2 separate regions of the Mus musculus genome follow, and region 2 is linked to region 1. A link is a contact called in ENCODE POLR2A ChIA-PET data. All regions are on one chromosome and are shown on one strand. The core of a region is the stretch at or near the end of the contact, and the rest is flanking DNA. Distances in the headings are between cores, read along the strand shown.

Region 1 (6,422 bases), core at 1,079-3,578:
CAGAGCTTGCTTCTAGTTCAGCTGAGAGACTAGCAGCTGTGTTGGGTTAGAGGGAGGCTTTGCCTCCTGAGTAGCTCAAAGCCACAGTATTTACCAGTACGGGAGACAGAGGCTCCTTTACCTACTAACTTATCCAAACCACATCACATTACCTCCTCAGAACTCAGGTTAGCTCAGAGGTAGGAAAGGCAACTAACACACAAAGGTCATCATGGAAGGGTAGATCACACAGAATCCTCTCTCCATAACCCCCTCCCCACACCTTCCACCCCAAAGCCCCCCTCTCACCCTTGGCAGTGTCATAGACTCCGAAGTAGGCAGCTCTGTAGATGATGATGCCCTGGACAGAGACACTGAAACCCTGGTAGAGACCCTTCAGGCCGTCCGACTTGAAGATCTTGGTGAGACAGTCGCCCAGCCCATTGAATTCTCGCTGGGAAGATCCCTTGCCCACGTCGGCAGCCAGCCTGGTCCTAGCAAAGTCCAGCGGGTAGACGAAGCAGAGGGAGGTGGCCCCAGCTGCCCCACCAGAGGCCAGGTTACCAGCAAAGTAGCGCCAGAACTGCTTATGGCGATCCACGCCTCCCAGGAAGATCTGCTTGTACTTGTCTTTGAAGGCGAAGTTCAGGGCTTGAGTGGGGAAGTACCGGATCACGTTGGCCAGGTTACCCCTCCAGAAAGAGAGAAAGCCCTGCTCCTTGGGGATTCTCACGACACAATCAATGATGCCTTTGTACTGCTTCTCTGCACTGATCTGTTTGCTGGCATGCTGGACCTAGTTTGGGGTGGGAGGGAGGAAGGGGTGGCAGAGGACAGGCAGAGAGAAGGGAAGACAGAGGGGGAAAAAGGATTTGTATTTCCTCAGTTTTTCTTATTTTTGTTTTGAAAGGATAGGGTCATCCTATATAGCCCAGGCTAGCCTGGAACTAAAAAATCATCCTGTGTTGCCTCCCAAATGCTGGGATTATAAATGTGCACTGCTATGCCCAGGGTTCCTCGCCCATCTTTCACTTTCAAGTGACAAGGGAGAATTCCAATTGTTTTTTAATGTATCAGGAAATCAGTTACCAAGAACATACCAATAAATGTTAGTTACTTGACTAAGCTAAAAAGCAGTCCAATTTCTCGACATTATAAGGACATTTGAGCGAAATTCCCTGCAGGCTTATGGGGAATGGCAATAAAGATCCCTCCCTCAAGGGCTCTTAACATGGTGAGCAGATGACAATGTCCCTGCTTTACTCGAATGTCCCCCGAGACAAGGTTGTCTTAACAGTAGGTGTCTGAAAATTTTCAAGCAGATAATTCAAGTGATTAGTGAGTTACTACTGCCGTGGCCAATCTGTTGGAGCATTTTGTGTTATGTTTAAATGCCCAAACGGCTCTTCCCCATTGAACAGCGTTTGCCTTTGAGATGGATCAGATGATGATGGCAGGCCCCTTCAATGACCGGGGAGAAAATTATATGGGGACAAGATGGCCAAGGCGGTCTGAATTTATCCTGAATATTACTTCTGGATTTCTGCCTCAGTGTCTCCATCTGTGAATACGGGCCAAGGACGATTCCTATCTTGCAGAGGTTATAGGAAAGATGAATGAAATCAATGTCAAGTTATAGCGCAGCGCACGCGACATAGAGCGAACCCCAGTCAATGATTAATCTGATGCTTCAATTGTCAAGGGTGGATGCAGATAAGAAGGTGCAGAGGATGTGGCCAAAGGGTGAGGCCCGCCTAAGAGGCCTTAGATGGAATGTCGCTTGCTGTACCGGGCACAGGATCTGGCTCGAGGTAGACCAGCTTCGGGGTGGGTTTCCATATATAGACACCCCAACGCGGGCGCCACCCGACACCAGGAATCTGCCACTGACGCTGGACCTGTATCTGCGTAGAGGGCACCTTCCCCTTCGCCTAGGCCCCGGGCTTGCGGCCTAGCACAGATTTTTCCGCAGCGTCGCGCGCGCCCGCGCCGCAGCATCCCCGCGCCCCGCCCGCATCCCTGCGCCCTGACGCGCGCGCCCCGCCCCGCATCCCCCCAGCGCCCTGCCGCGCCCCGCTCGCGCCCCCAGCCGTCCTGACCTGCAGCAGCAGTTTGACCCTCTCGATCGGGGCGACCGCCGTCTTGGAGACGGCGGCGGCGATGCCACCTGCCAGGAAGTCCTTAAGAAAGCTCAAAGCCTGATCCCCCATGCTGAAAGCCGGGCGCACACAGCCTGCAAGGAGCCGCTCGTTTGCTCTTGCCTACGCCCGGCCAGGCACCGCCACCCCGAATCCGTCCCTGCACGACGCGAAGGGACCGCCCGCCTGACCGCAGCCCTCCTTATATCCCCGGCTCGGCGTCTCGCGAGAGGAGGAGGGACCCCGGCGAGCGCGCAGCGCGCATTGGCTGGGCTGGTCCCTGGACAGCCCCTCTCCATCCCCCTCCTTTGCAGAGGGCATTGGGGGCGAAGACGCTTCCGGGAGCTAGGGGTGGGTTGGGGGCTGTGCCTGCAGCTTGGGACGTTTAAAGGGCAAATTCATGCTATCTGTCCCAGCGAGCCGAGGGAACACCGTGTCTCTGCTGCATGTGGACCGTTGTATTTATAGCTCACGAGGGTTTAGCCTGGGGACGACCTGGGGACAGAGAGGGGGCCCCTTGATGCTTCAAGGGAAGCTCTTTTTGACCTCGATCTTGCACCACGGTGCTTTTGGCCAAGAAGGTTTCAGGCTTCCACCCCTTCCCGTTGTCAGGGCGTTTCCAACTAGAGCTCCCTGCCTGGATTCGGGCCTCTGCAGAACTCTGCGTTTCTGCAAATAAATCATACTCCTCCCAAATACATACTAACATCTTTTTAATGCCATTATTGCCTCATAGTAGAGGGCAAGCTCCTGTCTCCGACTTCTCTCCATTCAATCCTTGAACCATTCAGTCAATAGAAAATATGTATGCACCGGGCACTCTGCGCCATCAGGGAAAAAGAAAAAAAGCAGAATGCAGCGGCGCTAGGTGGATTCTCAGTTTGGCAGTGAATGTGGATGTGTGGCTTTTCTGTTAACTCGGCCTGTCACACTGACACACAGGCCGAGGACTCCTAAGGAAAAGACTCTCCTTTATTAGCTCCTAGTCTCTCTCAGCTCTTGGGATTCTCTCGTGGACAGACCTCTAAAGGGCTTGAATGCGTGCTCAGCTCTTAATGGAATCTCAACCGTATTTCGTGCAGGATGGTTCCAGTTGGCTGGCGGCTTCTTAAGGATCAGAGTCCTCAGACTTTTGGGAAGGTCGACTCCTTGGCTGTGTCTGACTCTATAACAGACAGCTTGAGGTTGGGGGAGGGGGGCCGAGGCACTGTCTAATCCCAGGAAAGTGATTGCAGTTTTTTTTTGTTGTTGTTGTTGTTGTTTTTTGTTTTTAATACATGGATGTGAGATTTCGTTACCCTCACCTCATTTAAGGCAGTTCAAATATAACTGTGCATATTTTCCATACTGCTGCCCCTTCCACAAGAATGAGTGCTATTAGGGTTTTTTTGTTGTTCTTTTCTTTTCTTCGTTTAACTTCAAGCCCCTTACTCTGTTCTTTTCCCACATTTGCTAACCTTCGTTTGGACATCGGTCAAGGCAGTTCATCTTTTTAAAAGTTTGCTGATCTATGCATATTTCATGTTAGGTGCTGACTGAGCTGCACCTGTGTGTCGCTCAGAGCCTAAAGACTTACTAGAGCAGAGGTCACTGGCGGGATGCCAGGAGCACATAGGTGATGTATTTATTTGCAGTTGGGAGAAACAAGGCTGGGACCCGTTACCATGTTGCTGGAGGTCAAAGAAGACACACGCATAGACAAACATAAAAGGCATCTCTGTGTTCCTTCACCAGATACCAACTGAGCAATCACTGTGTACCAGGAAGTGTGGCCTCTAAAGGAAACGCAAGTAGCACCTTGAGCCACCTCCAAGGACCTTTAAGTTCAGGGTTGTCCATCACAGTTTCACACAGCAATTTCCATGGACAATAAAATTTCTATATTAGTCATAATTATAATTGTGTGTCTACTCCATTTGGCTCTATAAATATTGGGAAGTAAATGAAGCCATTTCCTTTCAGTTCTGTGTTAGAGGTTGCCTACTTAATTACCTATTTGTCTTTACTTAATTACCAATTTGTTTTTACTTAATCACCTATTTGTTTTTATTTTTATTTTTCATTTATTAAGGGTTAAAGCAAAATTACAACTTTTATTTCTTTTATTGAAAATATGTTTTTTTCATATAGTATATTCTGATTATGGGTTTCCCTCCCCTTGGTTTTCCCAGTTTCTCTACCACTCCCATCCAAATCCACAGCCTTTCTGACTCTCATTACAGAACAGTCATGTGGGGGCTGGAAAGATGGCTCAGTGGTTAAGAGCACTGACTGCTCTTCCAGTGGTCCAGAGTTCAATTCCCAGCTACCACATGGTGGCTCACAACCATCTCTAATGGGATCCAATGCCCTCTTCTGGTGTGTCTGAAGACAGCAACACTGTACTCGCATACATAAAATAAATAAATAAATATATCTTTTTTAAAAAGAAAACAGTCATGTAAGGAATAATGTAAGATGCAATAATAAGAAAAAAAACAAACAAATAGGAATAGGGCAGAACAAACAAACAGAAGAAAAAGAGCCAAAGAAAAAGCACCAGACACACACTTGCCAGCATGCATAGGAATCCCATTAAAAACACTAAACCAGAAACCATGATGTAATCCAATGAAAAGAAATAAAAAAGGAAGACATGACTGCTCCTAGGTATGGTGGTTTATTGTGGATGAAAGGAAAGCATAGACCCTGAGCTAGTGGTGTGAGGAGAGATGAGAGGGGAGAGCTAAACCAAGAGGCCAGGAGGGTAGAAGGGAAAGGGGACAGGTAACCAAAGTAGTTGGATTATATAGGGAAGGGCAGCTGGGGGAAGGGCACCCCAGCCCTGGGGCTGGAGAAGGCCAGGGTATGCCAACCAGAAGGAACCTGTAACAGATGAGGACTGAAGGATCCTGGGAGAACCTGGCAGCCAGGTCTGCTTCGATGTGTTAAATGGGCCCCTCCGATGGCCTTTTGTCCACTGTAGACCTGTAAGATCTAAATGAGGGGGCGGGGCAGGGAGAGAGGCAGGGAGAAAGGGAGAAAGGGAGAAGGGGAGGGAGAGGGAGGGAGGGAGGGAGGGAGGGAGGGAGGGAGGGAGGGAGGAAGGAAGGAAGGAAGGAAGGAAGGAAGGAAGGAAGGAAGGAAGGAAGGAAGGAAGAAAGGAAGGAAGGAAGGAAAGCAGGCAGGCAGTCAAGCCAGCCCAGACTTGCATTAACATTGAAGCCCTTGAGTTTCTTCTGTTCTGTTGGCTATCTCCTGCTGAGCCTACTCTTAAGAATGATTTGCTCCCTGGTGAGACTCCCTTAGAGAAAACTAACATTGATTTCCAAAGATTCCATTGAGTTTCTGCTCTGTTGGCCATCTCCCGCTGAGCCTGCTCTTAAGAGTGATTTGTTGCCCCTAGAGAAAACTAAATTTTCATTCGCAAATGTTTAAGGGATGGTAGGTAGTGTGTGCTAACATCTCCTTTCAGCTCTTGGGCCCCACCCAGTGCAGACCCACTCAGGCCCTGTGCTTGCTTTTGTTCTCAGAGAGTTCATATGTGCATTGGTCATGTTAATTTAGAGGAGCCTCCTTTTTTTCTTGGTGCCCTCCATCCCATCTAGCTCCTACATTCTTTTTGCCTCCTCTTTCAAAGAATTTCCTGAGCCCGAGGGGAGGGATTTGATGGAGACATTCCACTTTGGGCTGAGTGTTCCAAGTTTGCTCACTGTGCTTATTTTTGGCTTGGGCCTCTGAATTTTTCCCCCATCCACTGTAGGGGGAAGCATCTCTGGTGGTGGATGGCTGAATAAAGTCCAGGTCTATGATTACAGCAGAATGTCATTAGGAGTCATTTTCTCCTAGGCCATTAAGTCTCCAGTTCTTGGTCACCCAAGTAGCATTGGGTATGATCCCATCTCATGGAGTGGGCCTTACATCAAATATTGGCTAATTGCTCCCCCAAGTTTTGCGCCACAAGCACTAGTGTATCTTGCAGGCAGGTCACCATTGTAGATCAAAGGTTTTGGAGCAGGGTTGGTGCTTGCCTTTGGTAGTGTGCAAGAGGACTTTTCTAGTAGCATGAACACGATTTCTGCAGGGATGAAATCTCTAGTTAGGCACCAGCTAGATGTCTCTGAGTTCAATAGAGATGTTGCTTATTTTTATCGATGAAAAAACAATGTTGCTACTTAAACACTCTTGCAAAACCTTCGTTTACTTTGTTTCCTTCTAATAGGATCCCAAAATAGAATGGATACATTGAGTATTTTAAAGGTTTCGTAGCTCTTGAATAAATTCAACAATTATTCTTGGGCCACTTAGATGGATCAGCAGATCAAG
Region 2 (6,422 bases), core at 1,494-3,993, 240 kb before region 1:
GTTTTTTTAATAAATGAAAGTAAAGAAGCCCTGTAAAATGAGCTTCCCACTCTTAAACTAAGTTCTTCCTAAGTCTGCTGCACTAACACAAGTTGTCACAATATACGGTAGAACTCAATGCTCTAAAATATGTACCATTAAAGAATAAATACTGCCAGGCATGATTGGCATATACCTTTGATCTCAGCACTCTCTCTCTCTCTCTCTCTCTCTCTCTCTCTCTCTCTCTGTGTGTGTGTGTGTGTGTGTGTGTGTGTGTGTGTGTGCGTGTGCGTGTGCGTGTGTGTGTGTGTGTGTGTGATGGCTTGAATATGGTTGGCCTAGGGAGTGTACTAGTAGGAGGTGTGGCCTTGTTAGAGTAGTTGTGGCCTCGGAGTAGGTGTGGCCTTGTTGGAGAAAGTGTGTCATCCTGGGTGTGGGCTTTAAGACCCTCACCCTAGCTGCCTAGAAGTCAGTCTTCTCATGTTTGTCTTTGTAACAAGAAGTAGAACTCTCAGCTCCCCCTGCACCATGCCTGTCTGGATATTGACATGCTCCTATCTTGATGATAATGGGCCAGTAAGCCAGCCTCAATTAAATGTTGTCCTTATAAAAGTTGCCTTGGTCATGGTGTCTGTTCACAGCAGTAAAACCCTAACTAAGACAATATGTATGTAATCAAAATCTTTGTATTGGAAATATATGCTATTCAAGTATTTTAAAATACCAAAGATACTCACGATTAAATGGTGACACATATTTGTCGCCCACAGTGATGTATTCCATCTCACTGAAGAGGCCAATCCTCTCCATATCTGTTTTCCCACCTTCTATCGGCATGATTGCTCCTTGGGGTGGTAACTTCACAAAGGTTCTTAGATCTTCTTTTGCAGCAAAATCCTACTTTACACTGAAAACTACAGGAAATTAATTTTAAAGAAAAGAATGATTATTAAATATCAAACTATTTATTTGCCATTATTTTAAGTCTCTGGATTGGTTGGTTGGTTGACTTCTTTTACGTACCCGCACAAGCCCCATCAGATAGGCTTGTGCATAGCTTTTGTGAGACCAAACTAGGAACAATATACTTTGCAGGTTAAAGTTTTTGTTTCCAGTTAAGACAGTTAAGACTAAGCTCCTGTTCATCCTGTACAGGCTACGGTTTCTATTTGTAGTTAAAGAATACGTTCCTGTTTGTCCTGCGTTAAGTGCTTCCAAGTTGAGATTTCTCCTTGTAATTAAGGACTGATCCCTGTTTCTTAGATAGGATGTAAACTGCAAAATGTCTTTCAACCAACACTAAACTTGCTACCCGATTCACATGATGTAGGAACATGACCTTGTTCCTTCCCTTTCACATTGTTCTTTGGTTTTGTTTTTACAATGTATAACAGCCAACTCTCTCAGTCCGGTGAACGATCTCTCTCTCTCTCTCTCTCTCTCTCTCTCTCTCTCTCTCTCTCTCTCTCTCTCTCTCTCGTGTAAAAAGGACCTAATGAGGCTGCCGCAAGGGGTGCTCTCAGAGTGAGACAGCCAGCAGGCTAGTACGGGCACACCCCAACACACAGCTTGCTTTAATTGGACAGTCATGGAGTTGGTCTCTTCTCCTGGAGATTCTCCGCTTTAACACCTTCCCAAGCTTCATTAACAGTCATCTTATATCCGTGGTTTGGCACCCTTTATTTTCCCCAGTGAACTGACAGCTAGGAACCATGAACTGAGTTTCAATCTCCTTCACCACATTCTTGAGGCAACGCTGCCCAGACTGGAATGGAACTCCTGGAATCAGGGAACCTCTGCCCTAACCTCCGGAGCGGCTTGAACGACAAAACCCCTTTAGTTTTTTACCATTGTCGCCCCAGCGCTTGCGGCCAATGCCTTCAACTTTGTCCCTACAATAAACTCTTTAAGTAAAACTTACAAAGTATTCATTCACACATTTACGCAATGTTTTTTGCAACCCTCTCCTTCTGGTCAGGTAGAAGTAGGAAAACAGACTTTAAAAGGCATAAATTTTGGTTTATAATCACGTAGACACGAAAATCGTGGGATTCTACCCAAGTAGAATATGGCAAGTTCCCTTCAAAAAGTTTGGCTAAGAAGGTTCCTCTGTTACAGCCCTGTCCACTGCATCCTTGCAATTTACTCAATAAATTCTTTTCTACGCCAGGAAAAAAAAAAAAAAAGTTTGGCTAAAAGGGAGAAACTGCAGAAAATAAATGGACTGATTGTCTAAGTTATTCCCTCTAAGGAAAGGTAGCTTGAAGTAGGCAGGTAGCTAAGGAAAACCCATGTCTGCGAGGCCGAGTCACCTCTCCAAAAGACACCTAATCCCACAACCAGAATCAGATGGACCCTGCTCCGGTCGGGGATCACTCCACAGCAGAGCCCGAAGAGCTCGAGGCCACGCGCTTGGCCGGGGCTCCAGCCTAGAGCGCAGCAGCAGAGGCGCGCGCCGCACAGTTCCGCAAGCTGCCGCTGGCGCATGTTAGGCCGCGTTGCCGTGGGAACGGGAGAACCCTTTCCCAACGTGCTACTGTAGGCCCTCGGAACGTTCGAACCCGCACGGCGCGTCCACGAAAACGGAAGAAAGGCCATAGAATACGTAAGTCTCAGCCAATAAAATCTCTCGAAACTAAGCCTTCTGTTTCCCCGCCATCGGCGAATAGTTTCCCTGTGGTACGCTCCGTGATGGTTGACGCGAAGCATTCTGGGAGTTGTAGTCACCTGTCGGAGCCCCGCAGTCGGCGGGCGTGACGTCACTTCCGGGACGACCCTTGCTTGCACGAAGTAGGTGTTCTTGCCATCGCCAGTGGTGCTTGGTAAGTGATTCTGGTTGTCAGTGACCTCCCCGTATTTACCCCTAGGACTTCGTCAACCGTTAGGAGAATGGCTCCAGGCCCCTAAAAGGAGCTGCTCCTGAGAGGCCAAAAGTCGCGGTACAAACTATCCTCACTTGGATCTCTTGGGTGATCTGGTCACCAGCAGCACCGGGTCATGCGACTCTCCGGGTCAGTCAGTGCATCTTGACAGTAAGGCACTATTTGTCGTATTTAGAAGCTAGCTAAAAGAACTTTTGGTTTTGAAAAGATAGACCTAACTTCCTTAAAATAGTCTTCTCCCTTCGCTTACGTGGCACAGAACTCTCCAGCTTCCCCCTTCTCCTAGCTCAGCTAAGTCCTGCCATCTGTACCGCAGATGATAATCTTCAGCTTACACCCTGAGCTTTCTCTCCGAACCCAATTCATAAGTCTAGTCAACTGCTTCCACTTAAATAAATCATTCAAACTCAGCAGTTACAGAGCCGGCTCATCATTTCCTGTTCTCCCCGCACTCTTCCTTCAGAATTCCCATTCGATAACCCAGCTCACCCCTCCTTGTGCCCACCAAACCCTTGACAAACTTGCCTCATCTCAAGAACAAAGTCAATAATCAAGTCTGGGTTCTACTTCTGGCTGGCTGTATTAAAACCTTCTTTACCGTCCTTGAGCTTTGTCCTTGCTGTCCGTCCATGGGTCATAGTCTAAGTGATCTTTTGCTTTGGTTTTAGGACAGAGCCTCACAAAACCCAGGCTGTCCTTGAACTGGCTACACAGTCAGGAATGACTTTGAAATCCAGACCTTCCTGCCTCTACCTCCCAAGTGTTGGGCTTACAATCGTATACATCAGCCTTCCTACATGTTGTTTCAATTAAGCGAACCTTCACCAATTGGCCACTGTGCTTAGAATGGGCTTACACACATAAGAATACCTCTTTACCTTGGAAAATTTAAGGCTTCTTTTATGGGCTACTTACCTGCCCTTCGAATTTCAGCTTAAATATTACATCTTCATAGAGTATCTTGCTTTAAAAGCCTAAAGAGACCCTGGCGCTTTCACATATGATTGCTTAAAGAATTGTCATAACAACCCTGGTTGAAGTACCATATCTTTTCCCCATTTTTTACAGAAAAGAATAGGCGTGACTGATTATGTTAAGCAGAAATCTTATTGTATAAGTACCCGAGTTAAACCTTACTCTTGCTTGTCTTTTCTTTTTTCTTTCTTTTCTTTCTTTCTTTTTTCTTTTTCTTTCTTTCTTTCTTTCTTTCTTTTTTTTTTTCAAGACAGGGTTTTTTGCTTGTCTTTTCAATCTTCAGTTTATGTAAGTATTTTTCTTACTCAAATGGTAATGTTGTTCTAAATTTATCAAACTTCTCACTGGTAGTTCTCACAGTATTTTCCAGTTTTGAGGGGTTTAGTTTTTTATGATAAACAACAGAATGAATGGACAGCATTATTAAACTTTTTGTTGTTCGCTTAGAATGAAGTTAATGGAGTGAAATTGGGACATGGTGTAGTCTTTGAACAGGTTACATAAAAGCTGTCACTCTTGCAGAGATGTGACAAGAAATTTACAAAATAAAAAACTGCACCGGCACCTACTTCATAATGTTCTGACAATCAAAGGTAATATATGCCCAAGGTTCAGTCATTTGAAGCCTTAGGAGTCAGTTCTAGCTCACTTGTTCCAGAATAGGGTTTGTCTGAGGGATTCATTGCTGTGAACAGGCACCATGACCGAGGCAACTCTTATAAGGACAACATTTCATTGAGGCTGGCTTACAGGTTCAGAGGTTCAGTCCATTATCAAGGCGGAAACATGGCAGCATCCAGACAGGCATGGTGCAGGAGTCGCTGAGAGTTCTACATCCATCTGAAGGCTGCTAGAAGACTGGCTCCCAGGCAGCTAGGACAAGGGTCTTAAAGCCCACACCCACAGTGACACACCTACTCCAGCAGGGCCACACTTTCTAATAGTGCCACTCCCTGGGCTAAGCATATACAAACCGCCACAGGGTTCTTCTGTTAGTGTCTTTTGGGTTGCTGTAATAAGACACCGTGCACATGACCAAGAGTTTAGTTGGCCTTATGGTTCTGGAGTTAGTGCCTATGGTTCTATCATTAGTGCCTATGGTGACGAAGCAAAGCCATGACTTGGTGAAGCCTCTGGAGCAGCATATGAGAGCTCACATCTTGATCTGCAAGCAGGAGGCAGAGAGCATCGTGGGAATGGTGGGAGGCGTCTGAAGCCCGAAGCCAGCCTCTATGGCACACCTCTTATCCTTCCCAAACAGTTCCACCAGCTCAGGACCAAGAATTTCAATATGAGCCTCTGGGGGCCATTCTCAGTCAAAGCACCATGGATTCTTGGGTCATGTAGTCCTTAAGTGTTCAAGTCATAGTTTAAGAACTTGATAAAATCTTTGAAAACTTTCCTCAAGAATCCACCTCCCCCAAACACATACAAACACATTATGAGACAGCTCTTTTGTTATATGTATCATTTGCTACCTGAAACTCAACATGGATCCCAGCTAAGAACTGCTAGTCGCTTCCATTTTGCAGATGCTTTTTATCTCTCTCTGTCAGTGGCGACCATTGTCTAAGCCAAATAAATTCTGTCTCGCACACTCTCTAGCTCTGTGGTGTTCTCACTGCTGCAGTTTGGTTCACATCCCTGTATCTAATCCTGGTGTATTTTCTAAATGTGAAATCACTGTTGAGCCTTGCCAATGATGAGTTCTTCCAGCGTGTCACCATCGGTAGCTCCTTTCCTCCCGCTGGCTTAGCCACAGTCTCTCCGTGTGTTAAGCTCAGTGTTCTTGACATGTTTTCTTTTGTTGTTGTTTTAAGAATTATTTATTTGGGCTGGGCATGGTGACGCACACCTTTAATCCCAGCACAGAGGCAGAGGCAGGCAGATTTCTGAGTTCGAGGCCAGCCTGGTCTACAGAGTGAGTTCCAGGACAGCCAGGGCTACACAGAGAAACCCTGTCTTGAAAAACCAAAAAAAGAAAAAAAGAAAAAGAATTACTTATTTATGTTAGGTTTCTGAGTACACTGTAGCTGTCTTCAGACACACCAGAAGAGGGCATCAGATCCCACTACAGGTGTTTGTGAGCCACCATGTGGTTTCTGGGAATTGAACTCAGGACCTCTGGAAGAGCCGTCAGTGCCACCTCTCCATCCCCTTCTGGTCATGTTCTTCAACTAGTTTTTTACCACTGACAATTTCATGTCGTTGCTAAATGCATCAAGATTCCAGTGCCAAATGCAGTGCTTCTGAACCTCCTTTTCATATTGTAATCGCCATGAAAGGCAGCAGGGCAGGCTTTTACGTATTCTCGTGCCCAGGATGGCCTTATGCTGTTCCAGAGTTAGGAGGCATTGACACTCCTAAGTGTCCCTAGATGACTTCAGTATGGGATTAAGGTTTGAAAACTTTTTAAAAAAGAATTTACAGGGGTTGTTGTATATTTATACATAAGTCATTAACTCATGAAATAAGTAGAAAAATCTAGTTTAATTAATGCCATATCCTAACTGAAGTATATTCTAATTCATATGAAGACGAGTTTGTCTTGCACTTCAAGGGAATTGTGGTTTCCTTTGTTCT

The links. ChIA-PET counts read pairs that join two places held with the same protein, here RNA polymerase II (POLR2A).
Region 2: POLR2A ChIA-PET joins it to region 1 with 21 read pairs in Patski. The contact joins the promoter of Ufsp2 here to the promoter of Slc25a4 in region 1. POLR2A ChIA-PET finds 5 or more read pairs at or near these places in 2 of 5 experiments (Patski and embryonic stem cell).

The regions. Positions count from the first base shown.
Region 1 is chr8:46,208,734-46,215,155 of GRCm38, forward strand. Slc25a4 (solute carrier family 25 (mitochondrial carrier, adenine nucleotide translocator), member 4) reads right to left here and starts at 2,329. Exons shown (of 4, transcript NM_007450.5): 1 at 2,079-2,329; 2 at 289-775. The coding sequence starts at 2,189.
Region 2 is chr8:45,972,785-45,979,206 of GRCm38, forward strand. It overlaps Ufsp2 (UFM1-specific peptidase 2), which reads left to right and starts at 2,744. Exons shown (of 12, transcript NM_138668.2): 1 at 2,744-2,804. 1700029J07Rik (RIKEN cDNA 1700029J07 gene) reads right to left here and starts at 2,468. Exons shown (of 7, transcript NM_001033148.3): 1 at 720-2,468. The coding sequence starts at 819.